Regions from separate parts of the Mus musculus genome. Here region 1 is linked to region 2. The links are chromatin loops, found by intact Hi-C in ENCODE. Cell type or tissue: heart. All regions are shown on one strand.

Evidence for each region. Hi-C counts contacts between places; a loop is a spot of excess contacts. Peaks named below come from ENCODE experiments on the same cell type or tissue, not always from the same donor. Only the 100,000 strongest peaks of a DNase experiment are listed, where the experiment ranks them.
Region 1: it touches region 2 in a loop (2.8-fold over the local background); 2 of 42 quality-filtered maps call a loop at or near these places.

Annotation. Positions count from the first base shown.
Region 1 is chr10:16,992,844-17,000,843 of GRCm38, reverse strand. All of the region lies in intron 1 of Gm20125 (predicted gene, 20125), which reads left to right. Among named protein-coding and RNA genes, the nearest start is that of Gm20125, 99 kb to the left of the region's middle. In heart, no CTCF peak of the experiment used is centred here; DNase peaks (open chromatin) are centred at 3,843 and 6,763; H3K27ac peaks cover 403 bases.
Region 2 is chr10:16,634,158-16,642,157 of GRCm38, reverse strand. No RefSeq gene overlaps it. Among named protein-coding and RNA genes, the nearest start is that of Gm20125, 460 kb to the left of the region's middle. In heart, a CTCF peak has its summit at 4,928 (motif pointing left); a DNase peak (open chromatin) is centred at 4,937.

The DNA of each region.
Region 1 (8,000 bases), 360 kb before region 2:
GTCCCCATTGTGTCTGAATATTGATGCTATAGAAGGCGATGGGCAACCTCGAGCTCTTTGGTATCTGTCTTCAAGGTGACGGATGTTAAAAGGCAGACATGCAGAATTCATTATATCAAATGATCTTCTACCTAAGTGGATTTTAAGAACCATTGTAGACCTATTGTGATTTGCCCTCCCAGGAAAAGGGTAATTTATTTTGACCTGCAAAGAAACAGTGGGTACGCTATATTGGGGTGATTAATTTTTTAAAGATACTATTTCAAGGTTAAGCTTCCTTGGGTCACAGCCTCCTCACCTTGGAGATCTTTCCCAGTTCTGCTTGTTGCCTTGCTAGCTGTATATTGAGTCTTCACAGTTTTACATTTCTGTCATTTTAACTAATACTATTTGATGATGCTCCCTGTTGTCGTATTTCTGCTAATTGTTCTCTAGCTGCTGCCTATATTTGCCCCCTGGCAGACAGAGGCACAAATGTTTGTCATATCAAGTCTCTAGAATATTTGAATTTGATCACTTGCAAAAATATGTTTCTCGTTCATAAACATTATACATTTTAGACTAATCATCCACAGTGGTGGATGTGACTGTGATTGCCGCTTGTCTTTTTCAGAGCTGTTCCCCTCCCCCCAATTCCTCAGATATTATTCGTTTGCTTATTTTGAGATATTTTAAAGGAGAGAGTGGCAGGTTTATTTGTCAGTGGTCTTAGGAAGTACACACAGCACAATGCTATTGACTTCATCAAAATCTGAATATGAGTTTTAAAAAGCACCATGATACCCTCAAGTGAAGTTGTAAAATAAGACAGAAACATCTTGTGTTTTCTCAGAACCCTGAGAGACATTAGGACCTGTTTTCTTTCACCTTGTAAAATAAGCTAAAGACAGCATCTATTTTAGAAGAAAAGCTAAGCACATGTGATCAAAGTGTGCATAGCAATATGAAAAATAAGCACATATTTGAAATATTTTATAAATATGTAGAATCAAATCTCCCTTCTAGTATGTTTCTTTATAGCTTCTATTGCAGAGTCTGTGCCAAGCAGAACTGACTAACTTGCTACTGTTTCTGATAAATTTTGCATGTTGGTGTATTTCTCAACTAAAAAAGCAACATGTAATTATGCAAAATCTTTTCGATTCATAAAACAAGGAACATCTTTTATTTTGTTTCACAAGTCTGATGGCAATTCTCTTTCCTTTATAACACTGAGATGCAACAAAATCACTTGTAATGTGTTTTTCTTAATAGAATACATGTGCATTTGTTGAGGGCTGACCCTTACTTAAGTATGCACTTAGTAACTGTGTGTGTTGTAGGGCTTTGCATATTTTATGATCTCCCCTTACTGCTTTGAACTTAATATAGCAACTCTAAAAAGTTTAAGAACACATTTGAAAAAAAAAAACACATTTGAAACTCGTATACTTAAAGATCTGCATATCTCATCTTAATATTTCATCATAAGGTTTTGAATGTAGGAAAACATGCATTAGCTTTGTCATTATTGATTTTCCTCCTACTATCTAAAAAACTCACAAAGCTGTTAAATAGTAAAAAAGATTTGCAGAACTTATTTGTGAGGAATTACACTTCAACGAGAAGTTAATCTTTTGGAACAATTTTCAGGATCTCGATGTGTAGAACCAATTTATGAGAATAATGTGGTACTTTTCTTTTTATAAAGCAGCATTAGATCTCATTTTGACTGGTGTGCGGCAATCCTGTTCTTGTTACTATCATCACTTTTGTTTATAGATGAAGTAAGCGAGACTGGGACACACACTCCTTAGGTTTCTTTTTCCCTAGCAACACTTCCATGCTATACAATATTGCTGCCCTTTACTTTGTCTGTTATTGTCAAGACAACCATGGGTTTACATGTTGTCAAAGCTGTATACCAGTATCAGTTTCTTCCCTTTGAATGGCTTCATTGATTGTGTCCAGGCTTTTACTTTAAGATAAGTGATTGTAACTTAGCGCTTCTTCATACATGCCTACCACAACATATGAAGTAAAATATTTGTCTAGTTAATAGAGACAGTATACAGGGTGTAAGTAGAGATTATTACAAGGAGGAACCCATATTTGATTGTACATAAGATGTCATTTGTGGGACAGAGAGAACTATGATGGAGGCTGGAGTCGCATGATGCTTTGTTATGGAAGAGTGATGAGTGATGCAGGAGCAGCAGCGTCTCAGAAATTATAAGGAATCAAGGGCCCAGAACTAGTGCGGTAGGGTGCTGCTTTATAAGACATTGTATTGTGAAAATCAGGACGTTATACAATGATTTCTCATGAGTATTACTTTGAGGATGGGTAAAACAAAATAGTAAAATAAAATAAAATAAAATAAAATAAAACCAGTGTTGGTTACAGATCAAAAGAATGGTCTCTGGCTAAAGCTATTAAAAACCAACTTTCCATAATACCACACTGATAATTTCAATTAGAATCACAGCAAGAAAGTTTAAAGTAGGGATGCATCCTCAGCCCAATTCCATGACATGTTCATTTACTAACCCCTTTCTAGGTTTCCGGCTTAGGGCAGAAGGAACCTATTGAATGTTTGCTGTAAAGAGATCTTGAATAACACTCTCGTTTTGATCTTGTTGCTAGAGACAGAAACTTACCTAGAGACACCTCTGCTTTCTTTGATGGGTTTTCTCAGATCATTCCTTGTGATGTTTAACATAACACACGTGTAGAAGATGGGGCAGGAGTTTGAAGATATACTGGGATCTATTAAGGGCATGTAAGAATAATTTAAGAGGCTGTGGTACATCCATTGAAGTACTCCAATGAAGTCATTATCTGAAACTTTGAAAGAGTTGTTGGATGAAGAATGAATATAGAGTAAGCAATACAGGTAAAAGAGAGAGAGAGAGAGAGAAGAAGTGGGAGAAGAAGTGGAAGGGAAGAGGAGAAAGGGAAAGGGAGGAAGAAAGGAGGGAGGAAGAGAGGGAGAGGGAAAGGGAGACAGAGAGAGATAATTACGTCAGTTAGTTAAAGGAGGATAAAGTGGCCACTGACTTATACTCAGAGGGAACAGTGAGTTAGTTATAGCAGGAGATGAAGGGCATAGAAAGGAAGGAATGATGTGAGATGGGTGGTACTCACTTGAACTTAGCTCATGTGTACTACATGAACAATCTTCTCAAACTGAGACTTGCTTACCAATTACCCCTCCCCCCACAAACACACCCTGATCTATTGGATTCACCTGCAGATATTGTATTTGTTTGTTGTTTTTTTAGTTATCTGAGGTTAGCTCCAAAAGTTTGCCATGTGATTTTGTTGTTGTTGTTCCCAAAAGTCACATTTATAGTAATGCCATATTTGGGCTCAGGAACATAGAGCTGGGATATCTTTTCATTGTTGTTCGTTTTGGGCTCTTTTCCTCACAGGTTTAGATATCATAAGCAAATCTATTACTTTTCCTTGGTCAATGCTTAATAAACTCGCATGTACTGTTCACTGAGGTATCTTGTTAAAATGCAAGGTCTGATTAGGTTAACCTGGGTCTGTGTGTAAACTGTTGTATGTAACAAGTTCCCCCCGTGAAGCTCATTCTCCTGGTTGCGGATCCAGTCTGGTCTGTGGTTGGGAAATCTCTCTGCCATCATTTCCCCAGATATCACATGAATAAAAATAAGTAAATAAAGCACTTTGCCTACCGTGGAACAAAAGAAAATGTGAAGTGTTGGTAGTAGATTGACAGAGACAGGAAATGGAAAAGGCTTGAGTTTTAAGCTGAGTGTAATTTAAGCACATTTACAGAACTAGAGGAGTCAGGATGAAAGGGGGAAGTGAGACATTTCGCAACTGGGTACTCCCCAAAAGATGTTAATGCTTTGCTTTGTCAATCACTTCAGACACTTGGACAAGCATGGCACTCAGGGGATGTGGTTCAGTGAGTAGCTCACAGGAAGTAGTATTTTCACAGATGGTTGATCCATTGGCTAGAATAAAAAGTGGATTTTCCTGGCAGGTACTTCATAATTCCATAATTCTAAAAGAAAAGCATGATTGCTTTCAACGGCTGGCATACATTATTATGATTTTAGGATGCTTGGGTAATAGTTGTGGTTAATATGAATTGGCAAATTTGACAAGATCTAGAGTTACTTAGAAGGCCAAATTTTGGGTATGTGTGTAAGGGATGTTCTTTACTGGGTTAATTCAAGTGGGAAGACCCACTGTAAATGTGGGTGACATCATAACATGCACAGGTGTCTCAGTCTGAGTAAGGGAAAATCAGAGCTGGTCCCAGCTTCTCTTCTCCTCTGCTCTTGCTTCTGTCTGATTTGTGACTGTGGGTGTAATATGACTAGCAGAAGCACTCTTCTGCTGGCATACCTGTCTTTCCACAAAGGACTGTTTACCTTCAAACTCTAACCCAGAACAAACCCTGTCTTCCTTAAACAGTTTCTGTCAGCTTTTCCTCCACATTAGTGACAGAAATAATAAATGGACTTACTTTTCTTAAGCAATAACAAAATCATTATTGTTTTTCAGATAGGCTCCTAACACGAATGGTCGAGGATGGTCTTGAACTAGAGATCCTGCCAGTGTGTGCCACCATTCCTGTCTACTGGCTCCTAGTTTTATTATTACTTTGACATAAGACTTTAAATACTAAAAAAGTACGTTAGAAAACACTGTCTGTTTTCTTTACTACATGTCACTTTATTATGTTGCCTTTCAGGTCCTTTATTTTCCCTCTGAAAGTTTGAAGTACTCAATGTTGTAATCCAGACATTTTAAACTTTGATTTGCAATCATCTAAACTACAATTCAACAGAGAAATCTTTCTAAGATTGATTTTCTCTCACTGGGTCATTCATAAACATATTCATTACACACACACTCCACGAATATTCGATAATGCATCAATCACTGAGCTGTTTACATTAAGAGACACAATTGAAATTGAACAATATAATTCAATGAAATTACTGGTCTTTTTATTTATTCATCTAACCCCTAGCTGCTCAGTCACTGTAAACAGCTTCATTGAAAACAATTCACTTTTCTGTTCTTTCTGGATTGATCTTCTCAAATACATGATTGCTCTTAATTCAGATGAAATATTTCATTTCTTTAAGTACATGGAAAGGAATTAGAGCCAGCTGAATGCAATAAGGAACAAGGAAGGAAGACGCTCAGTAAGAGGAAATCAAACCTGTTTACAAGTCTGGGATCTAAACACTTGTGAGGTTTGTGGTTTTGGAAACTATATTCATATGTTAGAGGAGAAAATGATGAATGCTAGATAAACATGAGTTTTAAATGGCCTGGGTTGGATTCTTATTTCTCATTGCACCCTAAGTACCTCTTTCAAATTCCTCTGAATTTCAAAGAGTTTCAACTCAGGGCTTAAAAAAAAAAAGAAAAAGAAAAAGAAAAAAAATGTCATTTAAACACTGGGTCATTTCAACATTGGAGGGAGAAACAGATGAGGCAGAAAGATGGAAAATGTTTTCAACCATCAAGATGTGTCTGTTTTACTCAGAAGACAGGTATAGTGTGGAATATTCATAGTATTCATAAAAACAATTAGTGTGTACAGTCACTGGAGGCACATCAAATTATCATCCCATACAATGGTAAATTTTCCGTTCCTAAATCCCTAAATCAGTTTCTGTTTCCAGTTCCCCTTTCAGTAGGTGACACTGGGAATATGCTAAACACAGCCCTTGGGCAAATTAGAAACAGAAGCTGGGGAAAACATTAGGAGCCTTTTCTGGGTCTTATTTCATTTTAAACTGTTGTGTCTATTTAGAAGGTAAAGAACATTAATGTAAGTGTGTTTTAGAAACAGAAACCCATCAACTGAGAAAGTGCCATCCTGGAGTTCTGTTCCGATGGCCTTATATATTTATTTAGTTGCTAATGTTTTAAAGGAATGGACACAGCCAGGTGGAGACTCCTGAAGGTGGCAGTCATTTTGAATCACCAAAAACCCAAATGATGGTTCTTGGCTGTAGGAGCTTTTGAATGTGTTGGCTTTGAAAGTTTCATGACTGGAAAAAAAAGGAAGGCTGAAGGGAATTGGCATTTTAATTCCATGTGGCTGAGCTTTTTAGTTACGTTCAGACACTTCTATTTTTATTTCTTGAAGCTGGGCCCATGGCCAAGTAGGAAGCTGCGGAATTATTGCTCTTGCCCTCACATTTAGTACAATCTCCTATAATACTAAGGTTAGGTCAGCTTTTTCCCTGTCCTTGCATTAAACCTACAAATAGATCAGATTTCGTGATAAGCACCAGTGGAAAAAGGACGAAGGACGGAAACTGAAACACGGACCCTGTTCAAGTTGAATTAGAATCAGATCCATTGCGTCTCATGTTTGCCTAGTGCTGGCCTGAGAACCTGCTTGGTTTCACCTCTGCACTCTAGTTGTTCTTCCTTTCTTCCTTCCTTCCTTCCTTCCTTCCTTCCTTCCTTCCTTCCTTCCTTCTTTCCTTCCCCTCTCTCTCTTTCTCTCTCTCTCTTTCTTTCTTTCTTTCTTTCTTTCTTTCTTTCTTTCTTTCAAATTCTTTTTCTTTTTCCTGTTGTGTGCTGATACACTTAAATGATAGCTCTTCTTGTTTTATGCAATGGAAAAACTATTACGGAATAGTTAACCTTGAAAGCCACTGACTGTATCTAAAAACAGAAGAAAAAAAAATCTCTCCCTTACTGTGCCTCTCATTGGTTGTTTGGAAACAGCTGCTTGATGCCAAGTTTGTACTTCGCTCTTATCAGCCCATTTGGTGAGATCAGAATGTGCCTGAATAACTCTGAAGGTTAAAATATGTTGTTGGAGATTTCTGTTACTGCTATTCCAGAAAGCCACCTAATAGCATCCTCACAGTCAGCAGGGACCAGGCTCTGTCTTTCTCATGATTGTGACACATAGTGGAAATTTACTGGCTTCTATATATCACAATCTCTGCATGGTGTGTGTCACACTCAGGATAAGCCCAGCAGGACAGCCTGCAAATGGCCTGGCAGGGTTGGTCGACCAACATATGGAACAGTCCCTCTGAAAACAAAAACATGCTGCATGCGCTCATGATCTGAGTTTTACATTTTGAGTTTTTTTTTTTTCTTCTCTAGCATAGATGGTTTAATTGTGGCACCTATAAACTTAATTTTTAGAAAACTCGATAATTATAATTTTTATAATTTCCTAATTCTTTTTTTTTCAGCATTCTAGAAGTTGTGCTTCACTGCTATTAAATACTATTTGGGTTGTACGGGTTTTTTGAAGTTGTTATTTATAGTACAACCCCTAAACCCTTATAATATATATTTTCATTTCATATATACCTAATCATTCAGACCTTCTTCCAGAATTGAAATATACTGCATTATCATAGCTACTCAACAACTAGAAAATATGCATGGCCCAACAAAAGCATTTGAATATTTCAAATTGCTGCTCTGTAATCTGAATGTCATACTGTGGCCTTAGTCTAGAAATGTCTATTAGAAAAAAAAGATGCCAAGGATTAATCTTGCCTTTTGTGGTGTGCTTACATTTATCTCCAAACAGTGTATAGTGTTTTGTCAGTTATTTATCAAGCTATTTATATGTTTATCTGGTGCCTGTCACTGGGGTACTCAAAGCCTTTGACAAGTGTGCTGTTAGCAGAAAATACTGCCCAGGAGAGAAAGGATATTCTTTTTTCACTTGACTCCTTCAGAGCAGAAGCCATAGTAATTCCTATATGATTTATTGAACAACCATTAGAAGGAAACAGGCAGAAATAGATCAGCCAATCACTCAAGGCATGGACACTGGATATCTATTCTTGTTGAAATTTCTGTCCAAGGAAGCATGAGAGTTGAAAAACAAATATAACCATCTTCCAAAAGGCAAGATAACAAACAGTTTTTGTTTTTTACTTTTTATAAAATGCCTTGTAGATGATTTTTGTTCTGTAGTATGTTATGTCCCTCTTTCAACTGCAGAACTTCCCTTGATCTTAGATGAGTGTCATTTG
Region 2 (8,000 bases):
TATTTTATATTATTTGTGACTATTGTGAAGGCTATTCTTTCCTTACAAACATAATTCCAACTCAAAAATAAAAATAACAGGAAGCAATGATCATCGGCCCCTAATATCTCTCAACATCAATGGACTCAGTTCCCTAATAAAAATGCATAGGCTAACAGATTGTATATGTAAAAAGGATCCAGAATTCTGCTGGAAACACATCTCAGAGTCAAAGTCAAACATTACCGTAAAGTAAAAGGATGGGTAAAAAATTTCCAATAGAAACAGAAGGAACACTGCTCAATTCTTTCTATGAAGTCACAGTTATATTGATATCTAAACCACAAAAAGACCCAACAAGAAAAGAGGACAATAGACCAATTTTCCTTATGAATATTGAGGCAAAAATACTTAATAGAATTCTTGCAAACCACATCCAAGAACATATCAAAAGAGTTACCCACCATGATCAAGTAGGCTTCATCCCAGGAATGCAGGGATAGTCAATATATGGAAATCCATCAATGTAATACACTATATATACAAACTCAAAGGAAAAAAAATCCCACAGAATTATCTCATTAGATGCAGAAAAAGCCTGTAACAAAATACAACACTCTTTCATATTAAAAGTATAGGAGAGATCAGGAATTCAAGGTGCTTACATAAATATAATAAAAACAATATACAGCAAAACAAAAGCCAACATCAAACTAAATGGGGAGAGTCTAGATTCTAGCTCATGGCTGTGCTGAATTCTTTTTCCTGATTATCAGGCTTAGTCTGTCTAAGCAATTCTTCAGTCTTTCCTGTCTTTTATTATGTTGGGAGTTAAAAGATGATGATCAGTCTCCTTATTTAGTAAGATACTTCTCAATTTGTATGTGCCTGTTATTATGTCCTTTGTAGTTTGTTATATCGGTTGGTAGATGAAATTCTTTTTATTCTTGGTGATACTGACATTGGTCTGTTGGCGAAAATTCTATCAGAACCATGAGAAATCTTTTTGTAAACACAGTAATATCCTGTATTATTATTTTGTAAAAATGGACTATCTTTAGGAAAGGATACCCTGAAATGTCTTAGCTTCCCTCTATGTAAAGCTCTTATACCATTCCCTGCTCTGCTTCCTCAATGTTATATCATTGCTTAGCTATGACTGACTTATTCTTTTAGGAGAGCAAAGAATTTAGTTGATGCTTAGACTGCATTATAATCTGCTCTCAATAATGCAACCTACAATATTACATTAAATTATCTCCAGACTTGGAGATGTTGGATGGGTGGGAGTTGGGATAGGGATTCACTCTCTTAGGAAGGAGATGGAGAAATCCTGAGGGTCCTAAATATTTTCTACTATACCGTGTTTTGTTATTCTATTATTCTAGTCTAGTCTAGTCTAGTCTAGTCTAGTCTAGTCTAATCTATTGTTTTGTATGAAGGATCTTACACTATAGTCAGGAGTGACCTGGAACTTACTTTGTAGCCCAAACTGACTTACAACTTAAGACAAACTTTTGTCTCAGATCCCAAGTATTAAGTATTCCACCTTAAGATACATTGTATTTCTTTTTTTTTTCTTCTACCCACTCTTTTCAGGGGAATTCTTCTTTAATATTCCAATTTAGAAGTACATGGGTATCTGGGGTATTTTTCTTTTTAAAATTAAAAGCTGGTATAAAATTCAATGACTGCAAGTGAGGTTATGGAAGTCAGAAGGAATGACACTTGAGGCGATGTGAGACTTGACTCACTATCATGTTTCAGACACTTGATGAGAAACATCTGGTATGTGACCTCTAACAAGTCCTGACAGGGTCAGGTCTCCGGGATTAGTGCAGCGAGCTCCATGCTGCAAGGCATGCATTGATGGGAAGCTTGGATTTCTGGATAGTTTAGAGATTGAGACGTGAACAGTGCTGTAGTATTTATGTTTGGGACCTGTGGATTAGGCTGAAACCAGGAAGACCAAGGCTCAAGTGAAGCCAAATTCAAACTCCATATGGCATTAGCTGAAGAAGAGATTATTTACCATTATTCTCATGGCAGAATGTAATAGTGTCCCGAATGTACCCTGCCATGCATTGATGGGCTCAGCTGAGAAATGAGGTAGTATTTCAAGAATAGCTGGTCTTTACCTTCAGGACTCGAAGAGCTCTGAAGTCAGAAAACACCATATCTAAACATGAGAGCTTACAAACTGGTACTGCAAAAAGGACAACTCTACAATACTTGCACTAAAAAAAAAAAAAAAAAAAAAAAAGTGTTGTTGTATAATAAACAGTAGCAGTGTTTCTGCCTAGCTGTCAATCATGCATATCACATAGCAAGAGTTGTCCAAAACGTGTGTCCTCAACAAAGATTTGAGTCTTTTTTTCTGAAACTAATGTCTGTTTTTATCTTTCAAATGTTAAGTTTACAGGATTGTGTTGTTTTGGTTGCTTATTTTGATTCATGATGAAGAACAAAAAATTGGAGATTCTTGTAATTTGCATGCCCAGAGGCCTGTAATTATGAATAGAAAGCTGTATCTAATTTTATAATACTATTTTCTTATTTTGTGATTTTGATAATTTGCAGCAATTATAAACATATGAAACAGAAATGTTGTTGTACATACACATGATTCAGAAAAAATAAATTGTTCTTCAAATTTATGTCTCTAAAAAAACCCAAAACCTTAAACCAATATTCCTGTATTAATTTTTAGATTATTTGATATTTGTATAAAGTACAGTGACTACAATTCAAACAAGGGGAATTACAACTTCATGTACATATAGCTAAACACAAATGGAATATCTATTTTAAAGGATGAAAAGTTAAAATCTTAACATTGCATATAGTTAATAACATAAAATGGAACTCAATATTATATACATCTAAACCTATAGTATAAGGCTTTAAAGATAGGTGTCATATTCAAAATTAACTACTTGAGGTTTAGGGTATAATTTCCAGAGAATATCATATTTGAAGCAATAACATCTTTGTCTTTCCTAATTGTGGATGGAAATAAGTATTTTTTCTCTATATGATAAATTAATAAACGTTTGGGGTGGGTGACAACTGCACATAGCCCAATTAAAAAATATATGTATATATGAACATGTATATAGTTGGAAAGTTCAAAGAGCACAAAATAATTGTTCAAGAATGAGATTATCTTAGGCAGTATAGGATTATTATGTTATTCATATTCCTAAATTAGTAATTTTAATATCTATAAAATGTAAGAAGTTAGCACAAAATGTTTTGACAGCAAGTAAAATGTGGATATATTAATATCTGTATATTTATGGTATAATTTGTTTCTTTTTACATTATGTTTAACTTAAACAGATTATGAAATATAAAGACATCAAAGTAAACACTAAAATGCATTATGTAGTGAAGAATATAAAAACATACTTTAAAAGTAATGCTGCATTTATATGTGCTAAGTTAGTATGAATATATTATACTAACATTGTTATTTAACAGTCATTTATATTGCTATGTTATGAAAGTCTGTTCAGCAGTCACATATTTTTGTCAGTGAAGAGAATATAATTATTTTGAATACAACTACTGTTTCATTTATTACACATTTGTTTTCAAATAATATCTCCTCTAATTTTGCTGTCACCAATAAAGACAGAGCTAGTTTAACTTTCTTTTTCCTCTCTCTTTTTGTTCTTCCTTCTCTCCTTTCTTTTCTTGGTTTTCCTTTTTTGTTAATGCCTATATGCCTCTGTAGCTCCTGCCACTAAATCCTCATTTCCATTGGCTGTGTGGCTGAGTCTCTTCCCTCTTGTTCCATTTTTCTGCACTAACAGCATTAGGGCAGTGGAAATGAAATGTTACAGTCAACAGTGTTTAATATTTTTTTGTTCTTATCACTGTTAACACTTCTATTACTATCAAAACGTTTGGATCAGCACTGTCAGTTACACAGAACCTGCTGACACACCAAGGAAAACTTTGATAAACAGTTCTGCTGCGTTTTTCTATATTCTGCAGAGTTCTTATGTCAAAATGTTTCTTTGTTCCTTGGGATATTTATGTTGAAAAAATATATTGTGGTTTGTTAAGGGGGTGGTTTTGTATTTCTACTTGAAGTTTTAATCCTTTACTTCTAACCTCACAGTAGGTTGCTGTAGAAGTGATTAGATTGTAACAAATATAGGATTATTGTAATTCAGGGCAGACAATAAGCTGGGAATGATTTTCTAAAGAACAAAGATGTCATTTTCATGGAAATATAACAACAGTTTCAAAGAAAGGAGCAGGTTTGAAAGAAATAAATATGTGCTTGACTAGGGCAGATTATAAGAAGAAATAAAGACCAAAATTTCAAATGAAAAATTGACAGTTCTGAAAATTTACATTCACTCTTTTCTTTGAGTTCTAAGGCTCTTTGAATGTATGCTTATGGGCTTTCAAGCTTACTGCTTGCATTCATCAGGACCCCCTCTTAAATACCTACATTTAATTGAAAGCGACATTTGACCTTGAACAAAGAACAGCAGTTTCTCATTTATTTTTGTAAGGCAGAGTCATCTTCTACTGCATATTAAATCTTCCTTTGCATGTGAAAAAATGGAATTCCCAAACGTTGTAAGCCCAATGAAATTGTATATGCTACACAGGTTAAATGTTAGATGGCGGCAGACATTATATTGAGGACATTTTCTAAATAAGTTAAATATGGAAAATAACTGAGCAAATTGTCAGTATTTTCAGAAAATATTTCCCTCCCTTTCACACTGAGTGTGGGAAAGGGATTCTCAGTGCAAGATGAACTTCACTTAGTATGTGTCAAGTTACTACAGAGGACAGTTGCTTATCCTCAAAGAATAATGCTGCTTTGACAAACTTTTGAATGGTGAGAGTTACAGAGACAGTTTTCATCCTCCACTCCCATGACATGCCATTTTATAGCTCTGCTGATGAGCACACAGCTCCATCTGGGGGCAGAGCCAGAGGGAACATTTTTTGTCTTGGCTGGATGGCTGTCATCATTGTGCAATAGAAGCTTCCTGTGTCAACAGCACTCATCCATAGCCCATTCTTGGTCATACTTCTATCTAGTTTATTTCATGACATTCTGTAAGGTCATGGTGTTCATTCTAAAAGCCCTTCTGTAGGAGTCTCAGAACCTTGTAATTGGTTCTTCTTCTCTAACTGTTCTTCTGTGTCTACACATCCATTCCTTCTGGCTTTTTCAATGTAGCTTGTATTTTTTTTTCAGATCTAAATTACAGAACATTTTCAATTCACCTCCAAAATTATCTGTACTATTTGCACTTCTCTTCCTTATTCTTCATCTTTATTTCCTGTCAGGTCTACATTCTTATCTTCAAGGGGCTGGACTACTCTAATGATCCTTGGTTCTACATATTGGGTCCTTTCTCCTGAAACAATGTATTCTCTCATTCCCACCCTTTTCATTGGTTATCTCATGGCCACACCCAGACAATATACCTGAAGTTATTTATTTGGCATTGCTAACCTAGCTTCTTTTCACTTCACACTTTGGCATCTAAGAGTATTCCTTCCTCTGCATCAACACACATGACTGATTCAAATCAATAAATTCAAATCAATAAATTGAATAAGTTACAAATATAATTTTTTATTTACCCTCACTGTAATATCATGACTAATTATGTCTTAGTAATGGCTACTTGAAACACAGAACCAGCATTCTAATTACCATTTGCCAATACTTAATCTACCATTGGCAATATGTAATGTGAGTGTGTGCACAAGTATGCATGTATGCGCGCACACACACACACACACGTGTGTGTGTGTGTGTGTGTGTGTGTGTGTGTGTGTGTGTGTGTGTGTATTTGTGGTGCAGATGTGTGTCAAGAGGTTGCTATACACATAAGTATGGATGGACATAGACTCCTTGAATGTCGTACTTTCAGCATCTACCTTGCTTTTTGAGACAAGGTCTCTCACTGACACAGAACCCACCAAATAGGCTGCTGATCCTAGGAATATGGCTATCTCTGTCTTAGCAGTAATGGATCACAGACATGTGCTCATGGACTTGGGGTGATTTGTAAGACATTTTCCCTTGCTGAACAGTATGATCTGTAGCCCTTAATCAACATCCTTTTAACTGTTGTTCCAAATAGACACGTAAGCGACAGCATCGTTCTGCTCAGAATCTTTAGTTGCCGCCTGTCAGGAGCAGGTGACTGAGTAGTATATGGTTTAAGTGATGACTTCTCCACATAGAAGGTGTGGAATTCAGCCAGCCTGTTGATTTCTTGCTGTGCCTTTTCTTACTTATTTCTTCAATTGTTCTAAACGACTTGGAGGTTGAGTTGGACAACATTGTGCTTTTTTTTTTTTTTAAATCAGTAGCATCACACATGTAAGTAGTAAAAAGATCCTGACTTTTGTCATTTTATTATTACATCTATTATAAATGTTGTCACTGCAACTATCATAGGTACTGTGATATGAAATTTAATCACTAAAGTGGTTGCACTAAGCAGCTGTGTCTACGGAGCTTAGGAAATCATGAGAATGGAATCCGTGTAATTGCAGTTGGTGATCTTTTAAAAGAAACTGAAGGGAGCATTGTGTTTTACCTTCTTTTTTTTTGTTTTCTGAGGGTTTCACAAGTGTTGCTACCTGGAAGTAGAGATTCACTGGACATAAAATCAGTCTTTTGTTTGTATTGGAATTCTTAAGTTTCAGAAGTATGATAAAACACACTACTGTGCATAATAATTTTCCATTTGTGGGTACATTTTCTTAGCAACATGAGCACAATGATACCATAGGAAATAACCATGGTACAACATTCAGTTTTTCCTATGTACAGTTTTTGACCTTCTTACTACTCATCATGATATTCCTCTAAAATCAGTCTCTTCCTTACTCCTTGGGTATTCAACATACTGGATTGTTTACAGCACATCTTCAATGTGTTTACTCTCTTTTATCTTGTTTACCAAACCTTCCTTTCTCTCTCATTCATCTCTGGAAGAAGTGACTTTACTACATAGCTAGGTAGTACATTGCAACTCTATTATTAATAATGCTTTTGATGTATGAGTTTGTTCTTGACTTTAATATTACTTTACTTTTAATATTACTTTAGTATTGCTATAAGGCTATGAATATTTGGCATGAAAAAGTAGAATTTTATTCACTTCTTTAATGCTTTACACTGTATCTAGAATACCATAAACACCAAAAAATAAATAAATAAAGCATTTCCATTTTGAAAGGAATTATTTCAATTCTAAGTGAATGCATTGTTGCAGGGGCAGAAACTCCAGGTGGGATTTAGCAGGGACTTGGATTAAATATACAGTTTGTAAAATCCCTGTTTCTTCTGTTACAGTTGTGCTCCACTGATCCCTTCTTTACAACACGTATTTGCTCAGTTATCAAATGTAGATTCTATCTCAGAAAGTGCTTTAGGGCTCTAGCTGTATTTTTCTCCATCTAAATCCATCAGTGCTTGTCTGGCCACTGGTGTTATGTTATAAAAAGAAATTTTACACTGTTCTTCCCTTGCTTAAAGATTCTTATCCCAGGTAAAAATGTATCCCATGGTTCTAAATGTGCAGTTATTTAGTCTGTCTCTTGAAGCCTTCTTTTAGCCTTGCTGTTGATAGATACCCTAAAGCATACTCAATTCTGCACTTGACAACAACAAGGGGGGACAGCGAAGTATTTTTATTTCCTCTGCGTCTTTCCATGAATTGTTGGATTTTCATAAAATGCTCCCCATTCTTGTCTCTGCATCTGTGCAAATCCACAGCTCAAGCATGCCCCATGTCTCCTCTACTCATTCACTCACTGAGGAAGGACTGTCTGTAATTCCTGGGCAGATACCTTTTTGCATTGGCATCAGAACAAGCCTCACAGCAAACCCCATCCCTGCCTATCTCAGGATTTCTCTAGTCTTGTTTTCTCATGCCAATTTCTTCCTCTAATCTCTAATTTTAGAGTGACTTGTTCCATCCACTATGGGTACCTCCAATAGATTAATTTTCTTTCCAAAA